2 separate regions of the Homo sapiens genome follow, and region 2 is linked to region 1. A link is a loop called in an ENCODE intact Hi-C map of the cell type or tissue named here. Cell type or tissue: heart right ventricle. All regions are shown on one strand. Each heading gives the region's core, and the rest is flanking DNA. Links, peaks and the distances in the headings are about the cores only. Region 1 overlaps LOC400499 (putative uncharacterized protein LOC400499). Region 2 overlaps LOC400499 (putative uncharacterized protein LOC400499).

Region 1 (11,762 bases), core at 4,389-6,888:
TTCCCTGACTTGCGTGACTCAGTTTCCTCATCTGCCACCTCCTCCCATGGTTACTCTGTGGTTCAGTTAGCACCGTGCCTGGCGTGGAGGCCCTGCATGCTGGGAGCTCCGTTTACCTTCATTTGATGATGATGCCGTGGCTTCGCCCTCAAGTCCCTGTGCAAACCTCTCTTTGGGGTTATTTGCCCATGGTGGCTTCCCCAAAGGGTGGCGGGGTCAAGTGGGATCTTGGCATCCACGACGGTTCACTCTGGGGTCAGGGAAGAAGCCAGCCCCTTCCCACCCACTGGTCTCTGTAGGTCAACTGCAGTGGAGACGCCTCGCCCACCCAGCTGTTAGGATGGTGCCGAGGGGACATCGCTGGGCAGCCTCTCGAGGTATGGGGTCTCTGTCCTGGGCTGGATGGTTGTGGTACATAGTGGGCCCCTCCAGCGGGGCTGGCACAGCCTGATCACAGGGGCCGTCTGAGGTGTGGCCCGGAGCTGAGTTCGCTGCCAGGAGATACTCACATGGTCCCCCTCCTTCAAAAGCCCCCCACATCCCTGGTGACATGCACCTGGACTCCCAGTTCCCAGGGGCATCAGCTCAACCTGATGGTCATCGAGTGGTCCCATCTGCAAACACAGGTAAACATCAATCAGGACCCAAGGGTTGCAAGCCCACCTCTGTCATGGGCAGCTGGGCTGGCGGTGGGCATGTCCTGGCATCGTGAGACAAGCGGACCGTGGCGCTCAGGGCTGGGGTGCAGCTCAGCTCAGGTGGCTTCAAGCTGTCTCTGCCGAGGGTGCAGGCAGGAAGCACAATGCCTTTCTCTTTGTCCTGTCTGCCTCCCACCACTGCCACCTGAGCGTCACGGGCTCAGGCATTTCTATTTTGTGCATGGTAGTATCCCCAGGTTTGAGACGGGGCCTGACATGTAGTAGGTGCTCAGTCAACATTTTTGACCTATATGGAGTAGCAGTTCCTGCCTCATAAAACAGGTGACATAAAACAGGTGAGGGGCCTTGCCACCTGCTGCATGCTCAGGCAGTGATCGCAGCTGCTGCCGCTGTTGCTGCTGTTTGTTTTCCTTTCTTTTCCTTTGCTTCGTTTTCCTTTCCTTTCCTTTCCTTTCCGTTCCGTTCTGTTCCTTTCCGTCCCATTCCTTTCCTTTTCTGAGACAGAGTCTTGCTCAGTTGCCCAGGCTTGAGTGTAGTGGCATGACCTCAGCTCACTGCAACCTCTGCCTACCAGGTTCAAGTGTCTCCTGCCTCAGCCCACCAGGTAGGTGGGATTACAGGTGCCCACCACCACGCCCAGCTAAATTTTTGTATTTTTAGTATAGACAGGGTTTCACCATGTTGGCCAGGCTTGTCTTGAACTCCTGACCTCAAGTGATCGGCCCGTTTCGGCCTCCCAAAGTGCTGGGATTACAGGCATGGGCCATGTACCCAGCCTGCTCCCGCTGTTTCAATGATAAACCTGTGTGCATTGGGTACAGGGGTTGCAAACTCGAAGACTTTGGGGGCAGGCGGAGAACTGAAATGTGTCACTGGGCTGTGTGGGGAACTACAGAGTGTTTGCCACGTCTCAAACCCTCCACATCATATGTATCTTTTCACATTTCTTGTTGTAGTAAAATATGTGTAATAATGTAAAACCGTTTTAAAGTATACAACTCGGGGATGCTATGGTCGTTCACACTATTCTACAATCATTGGTGCTTGCAAGTTCCAGAACTTTTCAACACCCCAGTGGAATCCCCATACCCATCAGTACATTAGTAGTCCCTCCCATCCCCTCCTCCCTGGTCCCCAGCAACCACAAATCTGCCTTCCGTCCCTATGCGTTTGTCTATTCTGGAAATTTCATACAAACAGAATTATACAAGATGTCGTATATCCCAATACTTTGGGAGGCCGAGGTGGGCGGATCACTTGAGGTCAGGAGTTCGAGATCAGCCTGGCCAACATGGTAAAACCCTGTCTCTACTAAAAATACAACAAAATTAGCTGGGCGTGGTGGCGCATGCGTATAATCCCAGCTACTTGGGAGGCGGAGGCAGGAGAATCGTTTGAACCCAGGAGGCGGAGGTTGCAGTGAGCCAAGATTGTGCCACTGCACTCCGGACTGGGTGGCAGAGCAAGACTCAGTCTCAAAAAAAAAACAACACAAAAAATACCAGAGTGAGTGACCACATAAAACTTATCAGCTCAAGGGCCACCAGTTTGCAACCCCTGGTCTAGGGTTGACTAGACCCTGGGAATGCCTAGTCCTGGGGGGAAAGTCCAGGGAGCCAGCTGTGTGGTGATGAGGGCTCAGGCCTCAGTTTTCCCAGCTCTGCCCACTGGGGCTGGGGTGCAGGGAAGCGCTCTGTGGATAGTGACAGAGAGCTCACCCCTGGCCTCTCTGCTGTCACACTGAGTCTCTGGATCTGCCCTGAGCCTGAGTGCCTGGGGCCCGTCTGACCTTGGCACCATCAAGGTCAGCGGTGACACCAGCAGAGGCCTAGCAGGCAGGCCTGGGTGTGGCCCAGGGTGGATGGGGACAGTTTGGCAGAGGTGGCCAGCAGTACAGAGCCCCTGAAACTCAGGACAAGTCCAGCCCTGGGCCCTGTGCTGTCATCCCAGAGGGTGGGTGGCACATGATCAGAGCCCAGCAGACCTGGACCTCCTGTGGTGGTCCTTCTGCCTAGAGCAGGGCTTCCCGCACACCCAGTACACAGGCATAATCGGGGAGGGCGTTAAAATGAAGGTTTGATTCAGCAGGTCTGGGGTGGGGCCTGAGATGCTGCGTTTCTCAGCCCGGGTGATGCAGTCACGGCTGGGCCGCGGCTCATTCTTTGGGTTGCAGGGGACCAGGGTGCCCTCTCCCCGTCTGTCATCCCTGCTCCTTCATGCCTGGGTAGCTCCTTCGAAATTGTGGTAGAGGTGGTGGAGATTTCACTGAAAGTTTGGGGTTTTTTTCCGGGGGGGGGGGTTTATTATTATTTAAGTTTTAGGGTACATGTGCACAATGTGCAGGTTAGTTACATATGTATACATGTGCCATGCTGGTGTGCTGCACCCATTAACTCGTCATTTAGCATTAGGTATATCTCCTAATGCTATCCCTCCCCCCTCCCCCCACCCCACAACAGTCCCCCGAGTGTGATGTTCCCCTTCCTGTGTCCACGTGTTCTCATTGTTCAATTCCCATCTATGAGTGAGAACATGTGGTGTTTGGTTTTTTGTCCTTGTGATAGTTTGCTGAGAATGATGATTTCTAATTTCATCCATGTCCCTACAAAGGACATGAACTCATCATTTTTTATGGCTGCATAGTATTCCATGGTGTATATGTGCCACATTTTCTTAATCCATTCTATGATAGTTGGACATTTGGGTTGGTTCCAAGTCTTTGCTATTGTGAATAGTGCCGCAATAAACATACGTGTGCATGTGTCTTTATAGCAGCATGATTTATAGTCCTTTGGGTATATACCCAGTAATGGGATGGCTGGGTCAAATGGTATTTCTAGTTCTAGATCCCTGAGGAATCGCCACACTGACTTCCACAATGGTTGAACTAGTTTACAGTCCCACCAACAGTGTAAAAGTGTTCCTATTTCTCCACATCCTCGCCAGCATCTGTTGTTTCCTGACTTTTTAATGATTGCCATTCTAACTGGTGTGAGATGGTATCTCATTGTGGTTTTGATTTGCATTTCTCTGATGGCCAGTGATGATGAGCATTTTTTCATGTGTCTTTTGGCTGCATAAATGTCTTCTTTTGAGAAGTGTCTGTTCATATCCTTTGCCCACTTTTTGATGGGGTTGTTTTTTTCTTGTAAATTTGAGTTCATTGTAGATTCTGGATATTAGCCCTTTGTCAGATGAGTAGGTTGCGAAAATTTTCTCCCATTTTGGAGGTTGCCTGTTCACTCTGATGGTAGTTTCTTTTGCCGTGCAGAAGCTCTTCAGTTTAATGAGGTCCCATTTGTCAATTTTGGCTTTTGTCGCCATTGCTTTTGGTGTTCTAGACATGAAGTCCTTGCCCATACCTATGTCCTGAATGGTAATGCCTAGGTTTTCTTCTAGGGTTTTTATGGTTTTTAGGTCTAACGTTTAAGTCTTTAATCCATCTTGAATTAATTTTTGTATAAGGTGTAAGGAAGGGATCCAGTTTCAGCTTTCTACATATGGCTAGCCAGTTTTCCCAGCACCATTTATTAAATAGGGAATCCTTTCCCCATTGCTTGTTTTTCTCAGGTTTGTCAAAGATCAGATAGTTGTAGATAAGCGGCGTTATTTCTGAGGGCTCTGTTCTGTTCCATTGATCTATATCTCTGTTTTGGTACCAGTACCATGCTGTTTTGGTTACTGTAGCCTTGTAGTATATTTTTTTTGTTGTTGTTGTTTTTTGTTTTTTTGAGACAGAGTTTTGCCCTTTCACCCAGGCTGGAGTACAGTAGTGTGATCTCGGCTCACTGCAAGCTCCGCCCCCTGGGCTCAAGAGATTCCACCGCTTCAGCCTCCTGAGTAACTGGGATTATAGACACCCACTACTATGCCTGGCTAATTTTTGTATTTTTAGTAGAGACGGGGTTTTGCCTTGTTGGCCAGGATGGTCTCAAACTCCTGACCTCAAGTGATCTGTCCGCCTTTGCCTCCCAAAGTGCCGGGATTCCAGGCATGAGCCACTGCACCTGGCCTCACTGAAGGTTTTACTAAGACAATTGTGGGGTGGCATGGGAGGGAATTACATCTCACAGCAGAGTTTGAGAAACTTTTTCCATCAAGGGCCAGATAGTAAATGTCTTAGCCTCTGTGGCCCTGCAGTCTCTGCCACAATGCCTCCATTCTACTGCTATTGTGTTGTGAAAGCAGCCACAGGAATGGGATGTGAACATGTTACCGGAATGGGGTCTCGATCCAGACCGCAAGGGAGGGTTCTTGGATCTTGTGCAAGAAAGAATTCAGGGCTGCTGGTTGCCCATTTTTATGGCTATTTCTTGATGATATGCTAAACAAGGGGTGGATTATTCACGCCTCCCCTTTTTAGACAATATAGGGCAACTTCCTGACATTGCCATGACATCTGTAAACTGTCATGGTGCTGGTGGGAGTGTAGCAGTGAGGACGACCAGAGGTCACTCTTGTCACCTTCTTGGTTTGGTGGGATTTAGCCAGCTTCTTTACTGCAACCTGTTTTATCAGCAAGGTCTTTATGACCTGTATCTTGTGCTGACCTCCTATGTCGTCCCGTGACTTAGAATGCCTGACCTCCTGGGAATGCAGCCTGGTAGGTCTCAGCCTTACTTTACCCAGTGTCTATTCAAGATGGAGTTGCTCTGGTTCAAATGCCTCTGACAAACAGGCAGGGCTGTGTTCCAACAACTTTATTTACAACAACAGATGTAGGCTGTGGTTTGCAACCTGTTTCGCACCAGCCAGGACATCTTGGTCTTCCCAAAGTCTTTCTCCAGCCATCTTCCCCAGGCCCACTCTCCCCTGCCTGCCCCACTTCCTGATTGGTTTCTCCGCGTTTTCTCTACGGTCTCCTGGGTGCATGTGTAATTAGCTGGAGTAACCCCATTGGTCATCAAACCTGCTCCTTCAAGAGGGTCTGAGTTCCTCCCATCACAGCGACGTGGATGGCACTGATAACCCCAGGGTTTGTGGGAGCCAGTGCCAGCTTGACCCAGGCTGGCTCTCTCTGCACAGGGTGGTCCAGCGTCTCCTTGGTGTCATTCCAGGTCTCTGTGGACATTCACAATGGCAGCTCCGGCTTCGAGCATTCTGGACGCATCCTGATGGGGCCCACATTCCTCAACTACTCTGTGAGCTGCTATTACCATGATGGGCACCTGGAGCTCTCCGGCCGGAGCTGGCACAACAGTGAGGCTTTGTTGTGGGCAGGGTTCCCAGGCGAGGCCTGCCTTAGTGCTGAGCTGCAGATACACGGTAAGGCACTCAGCGCACAGCCCGGGACTGGGGAGCTGGCTTCCTCCATGCCTGGGCCAGACCAGCAGCCTCAGGCCTGGACCCAGGTGGCACTCCTGTCAAGTCCAGTGTGGCTCTGGGCTCCAGGACAACCAAGACAGCCTTGCCCGTCAATGACCTAACTCCCAAGGCAGGTGGATTAGTTTTCTAGGACTTCCACAACAAAGTCCCACACACTGGATGGCTTAAAACATAGAAATCTTAGCTAGGTGTGGTGGTGCATGTGTGTGGTCGCAGCTACTCGGGAGGCTGAGGCAGGGGATTACTGGAGCCAGAAGGTTGAGGTTGCAATGAGCTATGATTGCAACACTGCCCTCCAGCCTGGGTGACAGAATGAGACCCTGTCTCAAAATAAAAACAATCCACAGTGGATTGAGGGCCCGTCCGACTTGAATATGACCTTGTTTTTACTTAATTACATCTGTGAATACCTTATTTTTAAATAAAGTCATATTCACAGGACAGAGGGTGAGGGGGGGTGGGACTTCAATATCTCTTTTTGGGGGACACGGTTCAACCCATTATGGTGGGAAGATAAAAGCAACAAGAGGAGCCAGCACTGGCTGAGCACTTACTGCATACATGCCAGGCAAGCTGTGTGCACACGAGAGCACAATACAGTACAGCCGTCCCGATCACACAGGGTGAAAGTCAAAGCTCTTAGAGGGGCCTGCGAGCCATCAGAATCCACACCCTTCCCCCATCTGACCTCATCTCCCAGCCCCCAGCCCTACTTGTTCCACTCCTTGCTATTCTTCAACACGCCAGGCTTGCTGCGGCCCCAGGACCTTGGCACGGGCTGATCCTGCTGCCTGGAATGTGTCTCTCCCACACGCCTGCCTGGCTCCCTCACCTCCCTTAGGTATTTTTCCAATGGCATCTCAGGGAGGCCTCTCTTTTCCACCTCCCCGTTTCCTCCCATCCCCTCCCATCCCTCTCCCCAGCTCTGTCATTTGAACACACTGTGTAGCATACAAATACCTTTGTTTTTCATTTTTCTATGCTAGAATCACCAGAATGTGTGCTCTGTGAGGGCAGGGATGACTTTTGTCTGCTTCGCCGTAGGGTGCATAGTAGGTATCGAATGGGTGCATGAACGAGCCTATGAGATAGGGTTAGGAATGCCATTCCCATTCTGCAGATGAGGAATGGAGGCTCAGAGAGGTTGAGTCACCTGGTCTAGGCCACACAGCTGGTAATGACGGAGTGAGGATTGAACCCAGAGCCATCCTCTGACCCCCATATAGATTATGGAGACTTGGCTCTTGACCATTCAGGATCCCGGGGACTCCCCAGTCCCCTAGGGGAGTCCTTCTGTTGGCCTCAAATTTTTTTATTTTGGGGGCCGGGTGCAATGGCTCATGCATGTAATCCTAGCACTTTGGGAGGCCAAGGCGGGTGGATCATTTGAGGTCAGGAGTTCGAGACTAGCCTGGCCAACATGGTGAAACCCTGTCTCTACAAAAAATATTAGCTGAGCATGGTGGTGCATGCCTGTAGTCCCAGCTACTCAGGAGCCTGAGACACAAGAATCACTCGAACCTGGGAGGCGGAGGTTGCAGTGAGCCGAGATCACGCCACAGCACTCCAGCCTGGGCCACAGAGTGAAACTCTGTCTCAAAAAAAAAAAAACAAAACAACAACAGCAAAAAAAACACTTTATTTTTGGCCGTTAGCCTCCTGAGGGGAGAACAGAGGACAGGATCACATGGGGAAATTGTCCCCAGTCTGAGTTGACCTCAGGGTTTGTTAGGGACATGACAGTCAAGTGAGGGGAGGCCATTCTGGATGACCACCTCCACGCCGCTCTAGTTCCCGACCCAGGATGCCTGGTATGGCCGCCCCCAGCCAAGAGTGACTTCTCCCTTCTCCCACTGCTGTCCAGTCTGTTGTCCCTACCTCCTGGGGATGCTCTGCCTGTCGTTAACATTCTTGGTATCTCTGACAGCCGGGTGCTCCCAGGTGTGGGGATTGTGTCCCCTGTCTCCTTGTGCCCTGCATGTAGTAGGTACATGTGGCTGAATGTTGAACGAGGAAGGAAGGAAGCATTTCCTGAGGCCACCTGCATGTCCCACAAGTGGTCCTCTCCCGTGTGTTACCCCATTCACTCTGGACGCTGTCCCTTGAGGCGGGCGGGCTGTGCCCACCTCATAGATAAGGAAGTCGAGGCTCAGGGCTGTGGAGCTCGTCCACCCTGCTGGCCAGATGGGAGGTGCTGGAGCCTGGCTGAGTGTCACTTGGGCCTGAGCCGTGAGCTGCACCCCACGGGAACCTGGCATCTGATACAGAATCGGCGCCATCTGTTTGCTCTGGGGCTCCTGGACCCGATGAGTTTCTCTGTATAGCAAAGGGAGTTTAAGTCAAAGAAGAAACTCCTAACTGTGAGCCAAAATCTCCTGTTCTGTAGGGGGTGATGGGAAGGACGGGACCCTCCAGCCAGGGCCAGGTGGCTGCAGGTGGATGTCAGTGGCCGCAGTGGCCATTTGTGGGGAGCAGACGTCATGCTGATTCCTCTGCAGGCTACCCCTCCCATAATCCTCAGGAATCCCTGCAGAGAAGCCTTTCATCCCACAGTCATTCAGAAAGCACTCACTGCACCCCCGCTGCATGTCAGGAGCTGTCCTAAGGGAAATCCCGACCCCAGGCACTGACCTTCTGGTGGGGTGAGAGTTTGGGGAGCAGGAACCTAATAAGTAAGTGAGCGAGGTCATTTCAGGTTGTGCTGGAAACCACACTCCAGGGAGATGGGATGGAGGATGCCTGGCAGCCAAGGACTGGGAGGGACTTCAGATGGGCAGTCAAGGGAAGCTTCTTGGAGAAGGTGTCATTTCAGCAACTTCAACTTCAATGAGAGAAGGAGCCACCCAGGCCTGGATCCTCAGGGACAAATTATGACAGATGATGTCACGGAGGCTCAAAGGGGTTGACCCCACCCAGCACCCACGCTGTGGCAGCCTTGCCCTTTCCTGCTGGTGTTGTGTTTGAGGGCCACAGGGCATGGCCTCTCATGTAGTCTGGTGTGTTCCTGGGCTGGGAAGGGAGGTGAAGCTGTCTTCAGTAGCCCATGCCATTCTCTGTCTCTAGAGACCCAGACCCAGGCCAGGGTGGCCCTCCATGGTGGGGACAGTGGAGTCAGCATGGACCTGGCAGCCCTGGTGGCTCGGCCACGACGTGGCCCACTGCAGCTGGTGGCCAGTGCCAGCCACACAGTGCCTGCTCTCCAGAGGCTGGGCCTGCCCTTCACCAACCAGGTAAGGAGTGGATGGAGCAGGACCTCCCTCCACATTCTGTTCTCTCTGTCCAATTCCTGGTGTGCAGAGGACCCGCTGTGTGCAGGGTGGGTGGGGAGGACCAGGCCTTGGGTTTCCCCAGTACTTGACAATTTACAAAGGCTTCATTCATAATCGCTATAACCAGGTCTGCTGAGCAGTCTCTGCATTTCCAATCACAGGGCTGGTGTGGATGGGTGCCCTGGAGCCTCGTCTGGCTCCTGCCCTGCGTCCTTCTGCCCTGCAATCTTGGGTCAGAATCAAAGCTCCTGCTTGTCAAGCCCTGCCCTGTGCCCAGCCCCCTTCAAAGGGTTTATGGGCGTTCGTCAGTCTCATCCTCCTCAGGCTCCAGAGAAAGGCAGGATGGCACCGTCCTTACCAAGGCCCTCTCCGATGTTCAGATCCCAGCTCTGCTGCTTGCCAGCTGTGTGGCCTTGGGCAAATTCCTTCACCTGTCTGTGCCCTCATCTCCTCATCTGCAAAACAGGGATGATGATATTACCTATAATGTGGAGGTTGTGAGGATCGAGTGAGTTCATCCCATTAATGCCTGAGTAGATCCTTAAGCACCTGCTGTGATGAAGGCAAAGATGAAGAAGAAGATGCTGATGGTCTGACAGTGATTATTATCGTCATCATCATCATCTCTGGGTCACACGTGAGAGTGTGGGTGACTTGCCCAAGGTCACCTAGCAAGTTAGCAGCAAAATAGGGACTCAGACTTGGCACCCAGGCCCTTCCTCACGGTGTCCTCCTGCCTCGGTGAAGAGGAACCCACATGGGGCCATGCCCTGACCACTGTCACTTGGCATGAACTCGTCCTGCTTGGCTGGGCCCTCCTTCTCCAAGAGCCACAGAGCCTATTCTAGAGCCAGGCGCCAATGCTTCTTTCACACCCTCCTGTTTCAGATTACCCAGCAACCCCTGCCCCAGTCCACTCTGCTGTAGGAGGAGGGAGCAGCTCCCAGGGGGTCAGGGGGCCAGGATGTCACCCCTCCTGCAAAGGATCTCAGCCCTGTACCCCACAACTGAGTGGACTGGATACCCTGTGCCCTTGGCTTCATCTAAACCCTTTCCTGGCCTCGAGGTCAGGTGACAGGGAGCCCTCCCGGGAGCACATTCTCTGTCGACGTCTGGGCTGCAGCTGTCCTTTGAGGTCCCTCGGTGGGCACTGCCAACCTGAGCTGCAATAGGGGCTGACTCCGGCCCTGTATCCTCAGCACCTGTGAGAGTGTTGGATGAGCCAGGCCATGCTGGGCTTAGGGACAGGGACGTGCTGGGCTATAGAGCTCGGCTGGGGTCCCCACCCAGCCTGTGAGGCTCCTCAGGCTATGTACACCCACACATCTCACAGCCTGCTCCCTCCTCAGCTCGTGTTCCAAGGACTCTGGGAGGCAGAAGAGATGAGCTCCTCACTGCAGCTGACCTGCGATTCTCAGGCCACCTTGGTCCTTGACGTCCGTGGCCAGAACCAGGCAGTCAGGTGAGGGGGGCCCCCAGGAGGAGAGGAGTCGGGGGAGGAACCATTGACTGGGTACCTGCTGTGCACCATCGCTGGACACAGCACCTCTCAATTCTCTGCTCAGCACTGCTGCATAAACAAGGGCAGGGAGGCTCAGAGAGGCCAAGTAACTTTTCCAAGGTCACACAGCTATAAAAATCCCTCATCCTCTCCAGGCAGGGCACTGATGAGTTCTCAGTCTCAGAAACTAAGTGCATCCAAGGCCCCAAACACTTATTAATAACTATTACTGCCCTTAGGCCTGGGGGCCTGGTGAGGCGCTTGGTGCTCTTACGTGTGCAGTAAGTCAGGGGCCACCAGCCAGGCTCTAGCCCTCAGGTCTCAGCAGTGAGGGAGGGGGTGAGTAAGCCACTTGTTGAAGGGGTAGACCAGTGGTTCTCACCTAGGGGCGAGTTTCCCCCCAGGGACTTTCAGCAAAGTCTGGGGAATTTCTGGTTGCTACAGTGGGGAGGAGGACACTGTGAGAGTCAGTGTATAGAGGCCACGGATGCTGCTAAGCATCTTACAGTGCCTAGGACACACCCACGACTGTGAAGGCCAGGAGTCAAGATGTCAGCTGTGCCAAGGCTGAGACATGGAGGTGGAGAGGAACCTGACAAGAGGGTGTAGCACCCTGGAGTTAGCAACAGGGGAGAGAGGCCTGGCACAGCGGCTCACACCTGTAATCCCAGTGCTTTGGGAGGTCGAGGTGGGAGGATTGCTTAAGCCCAGAAGCTCGAGGCCAACCTGGGCAACATAGTGAGATCCCCATCGCTACAAAAAATCTTAAAAATGAGCCTGGTATGGTGACGCATGCTTGTAGTCCCAGCTGCTCAGGAGGGTGAGGCAGGAGGATCACTTGAGTCTGGGAGATCGAAGCTGCAGTGAGCAGAGATGGCACCACTGCACTCCAGCCTGGGTGACAGAGAAAGACCCTGTCTCTAGTGAAGAAGGAAAAAAAAAAAAAGAAAAAGAGAAAAACGTGGAGATTGTAACCACCCTGGCCTGGAGGAGTGAGGGGAGGGGTGC
Region 2 (11,762 bases), core at 5,232-7,731, 87 kb before region 1:
AATGGTCAGCTGGGCACAGTGGCTCAAGCCTGTAATCCCAGCACCTTGGGAGGCCAAAGTGAGCAGATTGCTTGAGCCCAGGAGTTTGACACCAGTCTGGCAACGTGACGAAACCCCATCACTGTGAAAAATACAAAAAATTAGCCAGGCATGGTGGTGTGTGTCTGTAATTCCAGCTGCTTGAGAGTCTGAAGTGGGAGGATCACCTGAGCCCAGAAGGTCGAGGCTGCAGTGAGCTGTGATCGCGTCACTGCACTCCAGCCTGGCGACAGAGTGAGACCCCTTCTGAAAAAAAAAAAAAGAAAATCATCATTGCCTTTAGCTAAGCACCTGGCACGTGGCCTCTGTGAGCACTGGTTCACATCATCCTGGCCCCGTTCTTTAGGGCCTGATCCCAAAGGCATACTCAGAAATGAGACTTTATCCCTCCTTGAAGTTCCGCGCTGGGCTCAGATGGCCCTGGCTTGGCCCTGTCTTCCTCCCTGGGTTGGAGTCATCTGGTTCCCAACTGTCGTGGGAGAATTCTCCTTAGGTTTGCAGATTCTTGGCAGGTCATCAGGAGTGTGTTTTCATTCATGCTTACCCGAAATGCTTGTCTGAGCACCTGTTGTGTGCTGAGCACTGCCGGGGCTCTGGGGACAGGCCTGTGATCATGGTCAACTCCATTTCTGCCACCCTGAGGCTGACACCCTCCTGGGAGGGGGAAATCATTGATGGGGAAAAAGCCTAGTCAAGGTGGCTTGAGACTGTGATCCATGTCAGGAAAGAAATTAAACAGCTGCATGACAGCCAGTGACTTAGACAGGGGCGCCAAGAGGGCCTCTCTGAGAAAGTAATGAAGGATAAGACAAGGTCAGCTTTGGGAAGATGCAGGAAAGAGCATTCAGGGCGGAAACAGGAAGTGCAAAGGCCCTGGGGCAGGCACGACCTCTGTGTGTCCCAGGCACCTGGGGGGCTAAGGAGAGGTCTGAGGATTAGATGGATGAATGTGTGCACCTGTGTGGAGCTAGACACACTGCGAGGGCAGGTGCCCAGGCCTGCAGGCAGCCAGATGGTGTTGGACAGCATCTAGAAGGCACACGCCTTTGCTAAGGAGCATTGAAGCTGAGGGAGGTGTGGACTGTGGATTCGAGGGTAGGTCTTTGGCTGAGATGTGGGGGTCCAAGCGGGGCTCAGGGAAGTTTAACACCATGGCTGTGTGTAGAGCAGAGGGCAGTTTCTGCCATCACCCATCTTTATTAGGAAGCAGTCACAGGACGAATGCATGAGAGAGATTAAGATTTATTGTTTTGACAAGGTGATGTGTGACATGGTACAAAAGGACACGGTTAAAATGAGTCCCCCCTCTCCAGAGGCTCACTCCATTCCTGGCTTCCAGTATACTCTTCCAGACAAATTCTGTGTACTTACAGATACATAGGCAACTGTGTCTGTTTGGGTGGTCTGGTTGTTTTGTTGTGTTTTGTTTTTTTGAGACAGAGTCTCACTCTTGTCACCCAGGCTGGGGTGCAGTGGAGTGATCTCAGCTCACTGCAACCTCAGCCTCCCAGGTTCAAGCAATTCTTCTGCCTCAGCCTCCCGTGTAACTGGGATTACAGGCGCCTGCCACCACGCCCAGCTAATTTTTGGTATTTTTAATAGAGACAGGTTTCACCATCCTGGCCAGGCTGGTCTCGAACTCCTGACCTCGGGTGATCCACCCACCTTGGCCTCCCAAAGTGCTGGGATTACAGGCATGAGCCTCTGTGCCAGGCACAGAGTGGTCTATTTTTATTTTTGCACCATACATTGTTCTGCATCTTGCCTTGGTCACTCGATGGCTTGGAGATCTTTACAAGGCAGGGTGTGTCCTGCTGACTTGTTTCTGTTAAAGGATACTCAGTGTTGGCTGGGCATGGTGGCTCACGCCTGTAATCCCAGCACTTTGGGAGGCCGAGGTGGGTGGATCACAAGGTCAGGAGATTGAGACCATCCTGGCTAACATGGTGAAACCCCGTCTCTACTAAAAATACAAAAAAATTAGCCGGGCGTGGTGGCAGGCGCCTGTAGTCCCAGCTACTCAGGAAGCCGAGGCAGGAGAACGGCGTGAACCCAGGAGGCGGAGCTTGCAGTGAGCCGAGATCGCGCCACTGCACTCCAGCCTGGGCACAGAGTGCGACTCCGTCTCAAAAAAAAAAAAAAAAGAAAAAAAAGGATACTCAGTGTTCCCTGATGTGAGTGGCCCACAGTTTGTTTGCCCAGCCCCTGCTGGTGGGTACATAGGTGCTTCCCATCTTAGGCTGTTTGCAATGACGCTGCTATGATTTCCCTCGTAGACACCCCTCTTACCTGTTGCCTGAAACATGCTGAAGGAAGCACTGGAGGGGGTGGGGGCGACTCCCAGAGGGCTTTCTAGCTCACTCTGGCATTTCCCCATATGGTCATCCCATCCACCTCTTACCATCTCAGATCCAGATGATAGAGACGATGAAGACATGACCCCAAGCAGCCTGCTGTATGAGTGGGAGGAGACACCATCCCAGGCCATGGTGGCCACCGCAGCCACATTAGTAAGGAGGCTGTGCCTGGCTCAGACCACTAGCTTGGAGGTAAGTGGCTTCTCCAGCCCCAGGCCAGAGTCTTTCTTGGCCCTGAGTCCCTAGGACACCTTCCTCTTCCTGCCCATATCCTGGCCCATCCTCTCAGATATTTAATATCAGGGCTGTCACCTATGGGTGGGTAGGTTGTGCACTGCACAGCTGTGCCTGGTTGCAGAAGCAAGGAAATCTAGATGGCGTGTGCCAGGCCAGTGCCCCAGTCCAGGTTGGATGTGAGCAGAGGGGAAGCCTTTTCTCCTCTGTCTGTCTACGAGCACACAACAGTCCTTTTGACTCACAGTCTAATCTCCCAGGCCTAGCAACATCTGAGCCTCAGCATTGAGGACTTCCCACAGCAAAGTTAGAAACACATGGCCCAGGCCTCCTCCGAAACTCCTGGCTGTTTCAAGTCAGGAGGTGGATGTGGCTTTGAGACTTAGGGCCAGTTCCTTCGTTGGTGATCATCAAGAATCTGAGGCCCTGAGGCTGTGCTGTGATGATGAGATTCTCCTCACCATCTGTCTTGTTCTGAGAGAGGGCCCTGAACCCACATGTAAGATGGAAAGCACGAGAGAGATGGTTTAGCATGGCACAGTCCCTGGGGGAGGAAAGTGATGTGTCATTGGATTGAAGACTCATCCAGATAATCTAGAATGATCATATCTCAAGATCCTTAACTTAATTACATCTGCAAAGATCCTTTTTCCAAATAAGGGAAATTTACAAGTTCCAGGGCTTAGGACATGGACATATCTTTTTGGGGGCTTCCATTCAATGTTCTACAATTTTTTTTTTAGACAGGGTCTCATTCTGTTGCCCAGGCTGGAGTATAGTGGTGAAATCATGGCTCACTGCAGCCTTGACCTCCCTGGCTCAAGTGATCCTCCCACCTCAGCCTCCAGAGTACCTGGGACTGCAGGGGCATGCCACCACACCTGGCTAATTCTTGTGTGTTTTTTGTAGAGACGGGGTTTTGCCATGTTGCCCAGGCTGGTCTTGAACTTCTGGACACAAACAGTCCTCCCACCTCAGCTTGCCAAGGTGTTGGGATTACAGGCGTGAGCCACTGCGCCCTGCCAGGGCTTTACAGTTTAATTGAGCACTTAGTGTATGCTCAGACAATAAGCTCCGGGGCCTCACTTGCGTTATCTAATTTAATCATCTCAGTGAAATTCATATCATTGTGCCCATTTTACAGATGAGGAAACTGAAGCTTGAAGAGTTTAGGAAATGTGCTTAAAGCCACACTGCTAGCAAGTGATAGAGCTGGGCTGTTAACCCAGGCAGCATGGCCCAAAGCAGGGTTTCTCGCCCTGGGTGCTGTGGACACCGAGGGCTGGGTCATTCTTTGTGGAGTGTGTGGGGGAGGCTGTCACGTGCAATGTGGGATGTTTAGCAGCATCTCTGGCCTCTCCTCACTGGATACCACCATCATCACCACCTGCAGTCCGTGGCAACCAGATGGCCCTGGGGAGCACACTTGTCACCAGTAGGGGACCGCTGCTCTGTGGCCTGTGCTCTAACCGTTGCACTGCCGAACCTCATGGCTTGATGGGAAGACAGCACTGCATTCTTTGGCCCCAAGAGGACCCCTGACCACCTAACTGGACATTTCCCCTGGCAGGGGTGGCTCAGGGCAAGGGCTGTGGGCCTCGATCTCCACTTTTGGACGCTGGCGGTGCTAGCCCCAGAGGGCACTGTGCGGCTGTCTTTTACTTACAGCATTGAAAAAAAGGAAGTTACTGCCACCGTGGAGGTCCCCTGGGCTGAGGGGTGAAATGCTGAGGACCCTGTTGCTAGAAATGGCTTTGCAGGGACACATCGGTGCACACCAAGCAGCTCCTGGGCCCCCGGGAGGGCTGAGGGCCTGCCTGGGTTGCCAGGGGGATAGACCTCATGAGCTTCGGCTTGAAATGCCTCTGCCCCTCCCCATTGATGGTGGGCAGGAGACAAGGTTTGTTTTTCAGTCTGGAAACAAAACCAGGACTCAGCGCTCAATAGAAAGCAAACCCCCGAGTCGGGCCTTCCATAGAGAGGCCCCGGAGTTTCGATGTGGGGGGCAGAGGGTGGGATGGCCAAGGGCGTCCCTAAGGAACAAAGGAGGAGGAAGCAAGGGTGCAGTGGGGTTGGGAGGGGACAGACAGACGGAGCCAGCAGGGCCAACTTCTCCAGGCTGCCAGGAAGGATGCCTGGGAGAGGGCATGGCTTATCACCAATCTTGGGTGTTCTGAGAACAAGGAGCTCGAGTTACAGGTGTTTATTAAGGACGGTTTACACTCACGAAATGGCATAGACAGTGGCAGAACAGGACTGGCTCATACTGGCTCACAAGAGTGGGTGAGTAGACTTCCGGATGTCCCACAGGCTGGTTGTTAAACACTGCTGTTTTAAACATTAAGTTGTGGCCAGGCTCAGTGGCTCATGCCTATAATCCCAGCACTTTGGGAGGCTGAGGCGGGCAGATCACCTGAGGTCAGGAGTTCAAGACCAGCCTGGCCAACATGGTGAAACCCTGTCTCTACTAAAAATACAAAAATTAGACAGGAGCCTGTAATCCTAGCTACTTTGGAGGCTGAGACAGAAGAATCGCTTGAACCCAGGAGGCGGAGGTTACAGTGAGCCGAGATCACTCCACTGCACTCCAGCCTGGGTGACAAGAGTGAGACTCCATCTCAAAATAAATAAATAAAATAAAATAAATAAAGTTGTTTTAGCATAGCTGACTAATGGGTGCAAATATACACTTCAGTAGAAGAAATCAGACTCTAATACTCAATAGATTCCTAGGATGACTATAATTAAGATAATCCTACACTTAAAAATAGCTGGAAGAGAAGAATTTGAACGTTTCTAACGTAAAGAAAAGGTGGTTACGGTGATGGATATCGCAATTATCCTGATTTGATTAGATGAATGTATCAAATTATTTCACGGGTACCCTGAAAATATGTGAATCTATTGTGTATCAACAAGTAAACAGGCCGGGCACAGTGGCTCACACCTGTAAACACAGCACTTTGGGAGGCTGAGGTGGGTGGATCACTTAAACCCCAGGGGTTTGAGACCAGCCTGGGCAACACAGGGAGAGAGCCCATCTCTACAAAAAATAAGCCAAGCATGGTGGTACGTGCCTGTGGTCGTGGCTACTTGGGAAGCTGAGGGAGGAGGCTGGCTTGAGCCTGGGAGGTTAAGGCTACAGTGAGCTGTGATCAAACCACTGCACTCCAGCCTGGGTGACAGAGTGAGACTCTTCTCCAAAAAAAAAAAAAAAAAAAAAAAAAAGAAAAGAAAAATTAAAAAAATCAAATAAAATGAATTATATTAGAAACAAAGGTATTAAGTACTCCCAACCATGACTACCTGGTTATTTTACTACATTTTACTATTGTCTTTCCATTAGAGGTTAGTCATGTTTATTGTAACTGTGTGGTGGAAATATGACATGACGTGCTAAGGTGCATTTCTTCCCAGGTCTGTCCTTAGCAATTGCAAGTTGGTAGCTTGAAATCGACCATGGTGGGTATATTTACACCATGACGATCGGCAAATGCTACAAATCAGGACTTTTTTTTTTTTTTTTAAGCCATTGCATATAGGATGCTTGTTAAGAGTGTGGGTTCAGGAGCTGGTGCCCTGGGTTCAAGTGTCTGCTCTGCTACTGAGTAGCATGCGGCCACCGGCCCCTGCCTCAATCACTTTGAGTGTCACTTTCCTTCTCTGTCAGCTTAGACCAGTTGCTGGAACATAGTAAAAGCTCCTTACTAAGTAACTAGTGGCGTAGTTGTTATTACAATTTTTTTTTTTCGAGACAGGGTCTTGCTCTTTCGCCCAGGCTGGAGTGCAGTTGTGCGATCTTGGCTCACTGTAACCTCTGCCTCCCGAGTTCAAGTGATTCTCCTGTCTCAGCCTCTTGAATAGCTGGAATTACAGGCTCATGCCACCATGCCCAGCTAAGTTTTATATTTTTGGCAGAGATGAGGTTTCACCATGTTGGCCAGGCTGGTCTTGAACTCCTGACCGCAAGTGATCTGCCTGCCTCGACCTCCCAAAGTGCTGGCATTACAGGCATGAGCCACTGCACCCAGCCTTATCACTATTATCATGTGTTATTGGTGGTGATGGGGATGGCAGTTTTCTTATCGACCTACGTATCCGTCTTTTTTTTGGGGGGGGGGACGGAGTCTCGCTCTGTTGCTCAGGCTGGAAAGTGCAGTGGCGTAATCTCGGCTCACTGCAAACTCCACCTCCTGGTTCAAGTGATCTCTTGCCTCAGCCTCCTGAATAGCTGGGATTGCAAGCATGCAACACCACGCCTGGCTAATTTTTGTATTTTCAGTAGAGACAGAGTTTCACCATGTTGGCCATGCTGGTCTCAAACTCCTGACTTCCAGTGATCCACCCGGCTCGGCCTCCCAAAGTGCTGGGATTACAGGCGTGAACCACCGCGCCAGGCCCTGGACTTGATTTCTAGGCAGGAGCCTTGGACCCTTTGCCTCCATCCGTAGCCTGCCTAGATCTGCCCTCTTTTCTCCTTTTGAATTTGTTCTTCCTCCAGTGGAGGGAAACCAGGATAAGCCACTAATGATCCCTCCTGTCGTGCCTGGATCTGAAAGGCGCATTCTCAGGGTAACACTTGTGGCCAGAGGCTTGCCCAGAGGAGGAGGAGTGGTCCCGGGCAGGCACCATCCCCAGGTGCCCATCTGCACACGTCTTCCGAACCCAGGGTGCCAAGGGCAGCTGGGGAAAGGCAGCCACCAGCCAGAGGGAAATGTGGCCGAGCCCATTAGGAAGGAAGGAAGGAAGCAGGCCTGGAACTGACATTTTTTGGATAGACGCCCCAAACTGGGCAATAGAGTCTTTTAGGCTACCAGTGGTCAGGGCCAGCTGCGATGGTGGCAGTTAGCCTGCAGCAGGGGCTGGCTTGTGGGTCCTGCCGGAGGAAGGAAAGACAGAGCTGAGGGTTGCCACTGGCTCTGACCACAGAAGGCACATTCTGGGAAGGCTGCCGGGACTCTGGTGGGCAGACACGTTGGCAGGTGGGCCGAGTGACCAGTGAGGGCCTGTTTTGCAGGCTGCGTCTTGCTGAGATCGAGCTGCGTGTGCAGGGATTCTGTCACAGCCACACACAGCAGGGAGGCCCAGGGTCAGGGAAGCAGGTCCCAGCCTCGGAGGACCTCTGGGTGGGTGGGGGATTCAGGCCTGGCCCTGGCCAAGCCTGGGGAAAGTATGGGGGCTTCCCTGCAGGAAGCTGGGACCTGGCTTGGCTCGGCTCCTACCTTGTTGCTGTTTCTGTGGCTTTGGGTTCAGGCCAATGCAGTGAGCCTGAGACTTCAGGGGTACCAGGAGGGAAGGTTTTCCAAACTAAACATCTCCTAAACCCAGGGGCTGTTCTCTGAGTAGAGTCCTTTATTTCTTGTGAGTTTTGGGCCCTCTGCACCCCCTATAATGCCCTTTATTAGCCATCACTGTTAATAATTGTATAAAACAATTTTTTTATTAGGAATATTGGAAAAGGGTGGGCGCGATGGCTCACACCTGTCATCCCAGCACTTGGGGAGGCCAAGGTGGGAGGATCACTTGAGCCCAGAAGTTTGAGACCAACATGGTGAAACCTCATCTCTATGAAAAATACAAAAAAATTAGCTGAGCGTGGTGATGCACACCAGTATTCCCAGCTACACGGGAGGCTGAGGTGGGAGGATCGCTGGAGCCCAGGAGGTTGAGGCTGCAGTGAGAAGTGACTGTGTTGCAGCACTCCATCCCGGGAGACAGAGGGAGATCCTGTCTCTTAAAAAAAAAAAAAAAAAAAAGGTGGTCCAGGTGTGGTGGCTCATGCCTATAATCCCAGCACTTTGGAAGGCCGAGGCGGGCAGATCACAAGGTCAGGAGATCGAGACCATCCTGGCTAACATGGTGAAACCTCTTCTCTACTAAAAATACAAAAAATAAGCCAGACGTGGTCACAGGTGCCTGTAATCCCAGCTACTCAGGAGGCTGAGGCGGGAGAATCGCTAGAACCCAGGAGGTGGAGGTTGCCGTGAGCCGAGATTGCGCCACTGCCCTGTAGCCTGGGCAACAGAGTGAGACTCCGTCTCAAAAAAAAAAAAAAAGAGTATGTATATTATGTAGGAAAAGATTGCCACCTCGCTAAATATTTGAAATATGCTAAGACTCATTAGAATAATTATATTACAATCATAGTGAACATTTATTGGGGTTTTATTAGATGCCACAGATTCAGACACTATGCCTGTTCTTTCACTGCCATATCCTGAGTGCAATGCAAGGCACATAGTAGGTGCTCAATAAATACCTGCTAAATCAGAGAAAAATGAGCCAGCTTGTATGCTTGTAGGGGCTTGGGGTGCAGTGAGGGAGAAGCCAGACCTGGAGCTTCATCTCACTGGGTCTCAGCACATCCTGGGAGAAGGTGGTAGGTCCTTCCCACTTTCCCCACGGTTGTGCTTACAGGCAGGGGACGGGTGAGGTGACCTTCGGGGATCCCCCGCACTGCTGGGTGTCTCATGCTGCCCCCTCTGAATCGCAGGCCATGGACTTGTTCCTGACACTGGTGTCCCAGCTCCAGGGCCTTTCTGGGGGTGAGCTGATGGAACTCTGGCAATATTCTTCCTTCAAATGCCGAGACAATGGGTAAGGTCCCTCTCCGGGTGGGGGATGGACTAGGAGCTGGCTGGGGGCATCCCTGGGTTAAAGGAGTCTTCGTGCTGTCCTGGGTTCCCAGTGAGGGATGGATGCTGATGCGTCATCCCGTCCCCTTGACACTGACTTGTCCTTCAGTCTGAGAATGTGCGCCAAGAAGGAGATTAAGTGGGGAGCCTGGAGGTTCCCACGGGGTCCAAGCTCTATCCTGCCTGAGACCAGAAGCTGAAGGGCCTGGCGGATAAAGACAGCCATTGTTCCCTTCCCCAGACAGGGACCCTCTTGCTGGAATTAGCATTCCAATGCACCTAGGGTACCCTCCTGCTGGGGGCGTGGAGAGTCTGGGCTGGGGGGTGCTGGGCAGGGCCGGCATTCCACCACCCAGACCTTGCTGATCTGGGGCTAGTAAGGCGGGTAAAGAGACTCCCAATCTCAGAGGGGAATCTCTGAGGCACTAACTCAGTCAGCTTACGGCTATGCTCAGGAGTTTGAGACCAGCCTGGGCAACATAGCAATGCCCCCATCTCTACAAAAAATTTAAAAGTTAGCTCGACTTGGTAGCGAACACTTGTGGTCCCAGCTACTTGGGAGGCTGAGTGGGAGGATCACCTGAGCCCAGGAGGTGGCGGCTACAGTGAGGTGTGATCGCACCACTGCACTGCAGCCTGGGTGACAGAGTGAGACCCTAACTCACAAAAAAAGAAAAAATAAATGTCCTGATGTTGTGCTGAGTATTCGAGGTTTAAATTAGGGACTGTTTGCTGATTGCTGGTTCCTGTTCCGCTAGGGATTTTTACCCCTTCTCGGTGACATTTGCTTGGGTGGGTTTCAGCAGAGCACTGGGTACGGACTTGTGTTTTCCCACACCAGTGTTTCTTGGGTGGGTAGAGCTGCCGGGGTCTGGGCTGGGTGCTGCTGTGCTGAGAGCACGGGCCTCAGCCAGACTGCGGGGTCCCAGACCCGGGTCAGCCCCTCCCAAGGTGTGAGGGTGGGCATGTCTGCACCGTACCTCTCTGAGCCTCAGTTTACCCCCGGGTGACTTCGGTGAGATGAGCTTTGCAGGCGCTCAGCACGTGTGGGTCGCCTTGATGATCTCAGGCAGCCACTGTTGGATGCCCTGCCTTCCTGTGGGACGGAGCACTGTGTGGGCCTCATGAAGGAACTCATCGCATCAGCCGCGGTGGAGGCAGACGAGGTGGAGGCGTGGCTCTCATCACTGGCCTTCCTCCCACAGCCCACAGATGCTATGGTCCACATGCTGCTGGTGAGTCCCTGCACCCCACCCGGGGCCCCGGTGTCCTCCCTCCGTGGCTTGGCTGCTGGTTAGATGTGGGGGAGGTGATCAGTTCTTTTGTGCCAGCCCCTCGTAGGATAAGCAGAGGAGGCCAGACCACCCATCCTCCTGGGCTTCTGTGGCGGGTTCAAGGCAACCTTTGGTATCAGAGAATTCCGGGTTCAAGGGTCAGCAATGTGCCTCCCACCTGTGTGATCCCAGGCAAGTGATTTAACCTTCCTGAGCTTCTTTTCTGATTATTATTATTATTATTATTATTATTTAGGACGGAGTCTTGCTCTGTCGCCCAAGCTGGAGTGCAGCAGTGCGATCTCAGCTCACTGCAACCTCCACCTCCTGGGTTCAAGCAATTCTTCTGCCTCAGCCTCCCAAGTAGCTGGGACTACATGAATGCACCACCCCACCTGGCTAAGTTTTGTATTTTTTTCAGTAGAGACGGGGTTTCGCCATGTTGGCCAGGCTGGTCTCGAACTCCTGACCTCAAGTGATCCACCCACCTCAGCCTCCCACAGTGCTGGGATTACAGGTGTGAGCCACCACGCCCGACTGTTTTCTGGTCTCTATAAGGAGGATGGCAGTGGTACCTCTATCCTGGTCTTATAGTGAGGAATGAAATGCTGTGTGTGAAGTGGTTCTCCTGGTGTCTGGCACTAAATCTGAGCACTTGAAATCAGAGCTATTATATTTATAAACACACATATTTAATGAGTCTGGAGATTAGGAAATCTGTGTGAGATGAGGTCAATAATTTCTACGATATGTGGAGGTCTCATTTAACCCTTGAGGTGTCTCTATGAAGTAGGTGCTCTCATCAACCCCATTTTGCAGGTGAGAAAACCGAGGCCCAAAGAGGTAGGGCAGCTTGCCCAAGGGATTGCAGCTGCTCTGCCCTTCACCTCAATTCTGACCTGAGACCTTGGGGTGTGTCCTCACTTTCCTGGGCAAGGGGGTGTCACCTGTCACTCCCCATCTTGTCCCGGCTAATAGTGAGTGCCAAGTCAGATGGCATCGGTAGGGAGCGGGAGTGAAGACACAGCTGGTGCCAGGCAGCTGGGGTCCCTGGGGGCATCAGAGACCCCTGCATTGGTAGAATGGACCCTACCAGGATCTGAGAGCCCCTGGAGCTGGTCCAGCCCTGGCTGTCCCTCCAGGTGGAATATAGGGAGCCCTTGCCTTCTGGCCCCTGACCGCAGGGTTTGAGGTGGGGCTGTTCCAGGTAGACTGTGTTGTTG

The links. A loop is a pair of places that touch in the nucleus more often than their neighbours do. Peaks named below come from ENCODE experiments on the same cell type or tissue, not always from the same donor. Only the 100,000 strongest peaks of a DNase experiment are listed, where the experiment ranks them.
Region 2: it touches region 1 in a loop (2.3-fold over the local background); 22 of 110 quality-filtered maps call a loop at or near these places.

What each region holds. Positions count from the first base shown.
Region 1 is chr16:11,411,794-11,423,555 of GRCh38, reverse strand. LOC400499 (putative uncharacterized protein LOC400499) reads left to right here. Exons shown (of 67, transcript NM_001370704.1): 42 at 300-377; 43 at 5,717-5,924; 44 at 9,048-9,214; 45 at 10,603-10,715. Among named protein-coding and RNA genes, the nearest start is that of RMI2, 72 kb to the right of the region's middle. RefSeq lists enhancers at 29-108, 8,664-9,635. In heart right ventricle, for the core only: no CTCF peak of the experiment used is centred there; a DNase peak (open chromatin) is centred at 5,945; H3K27ac peaks cover 355 bases.
Region 2 is chr16:11,499,542-11,511,303 of GRCh38, reverse strand. It overlaps LOC400499 (putative uncharacterized protein LOC400499), which reads left to right. Exons shown (of 67, transcript NM_001370704.1): 8 at 2,449-2,588; 9 at 9,124-9,227; 10 at 10,335-10,500. Among named protein-coding and RNA genes, the nearest start is that of LITAF, 81 kb to the left of the region's middle. RefSeq lists an enhancer at 8,932-9,863. In heart right ventricle, for the core only: no CTCF peak of the experiment used is centred there; no DNase peak of the experiment used is centred there.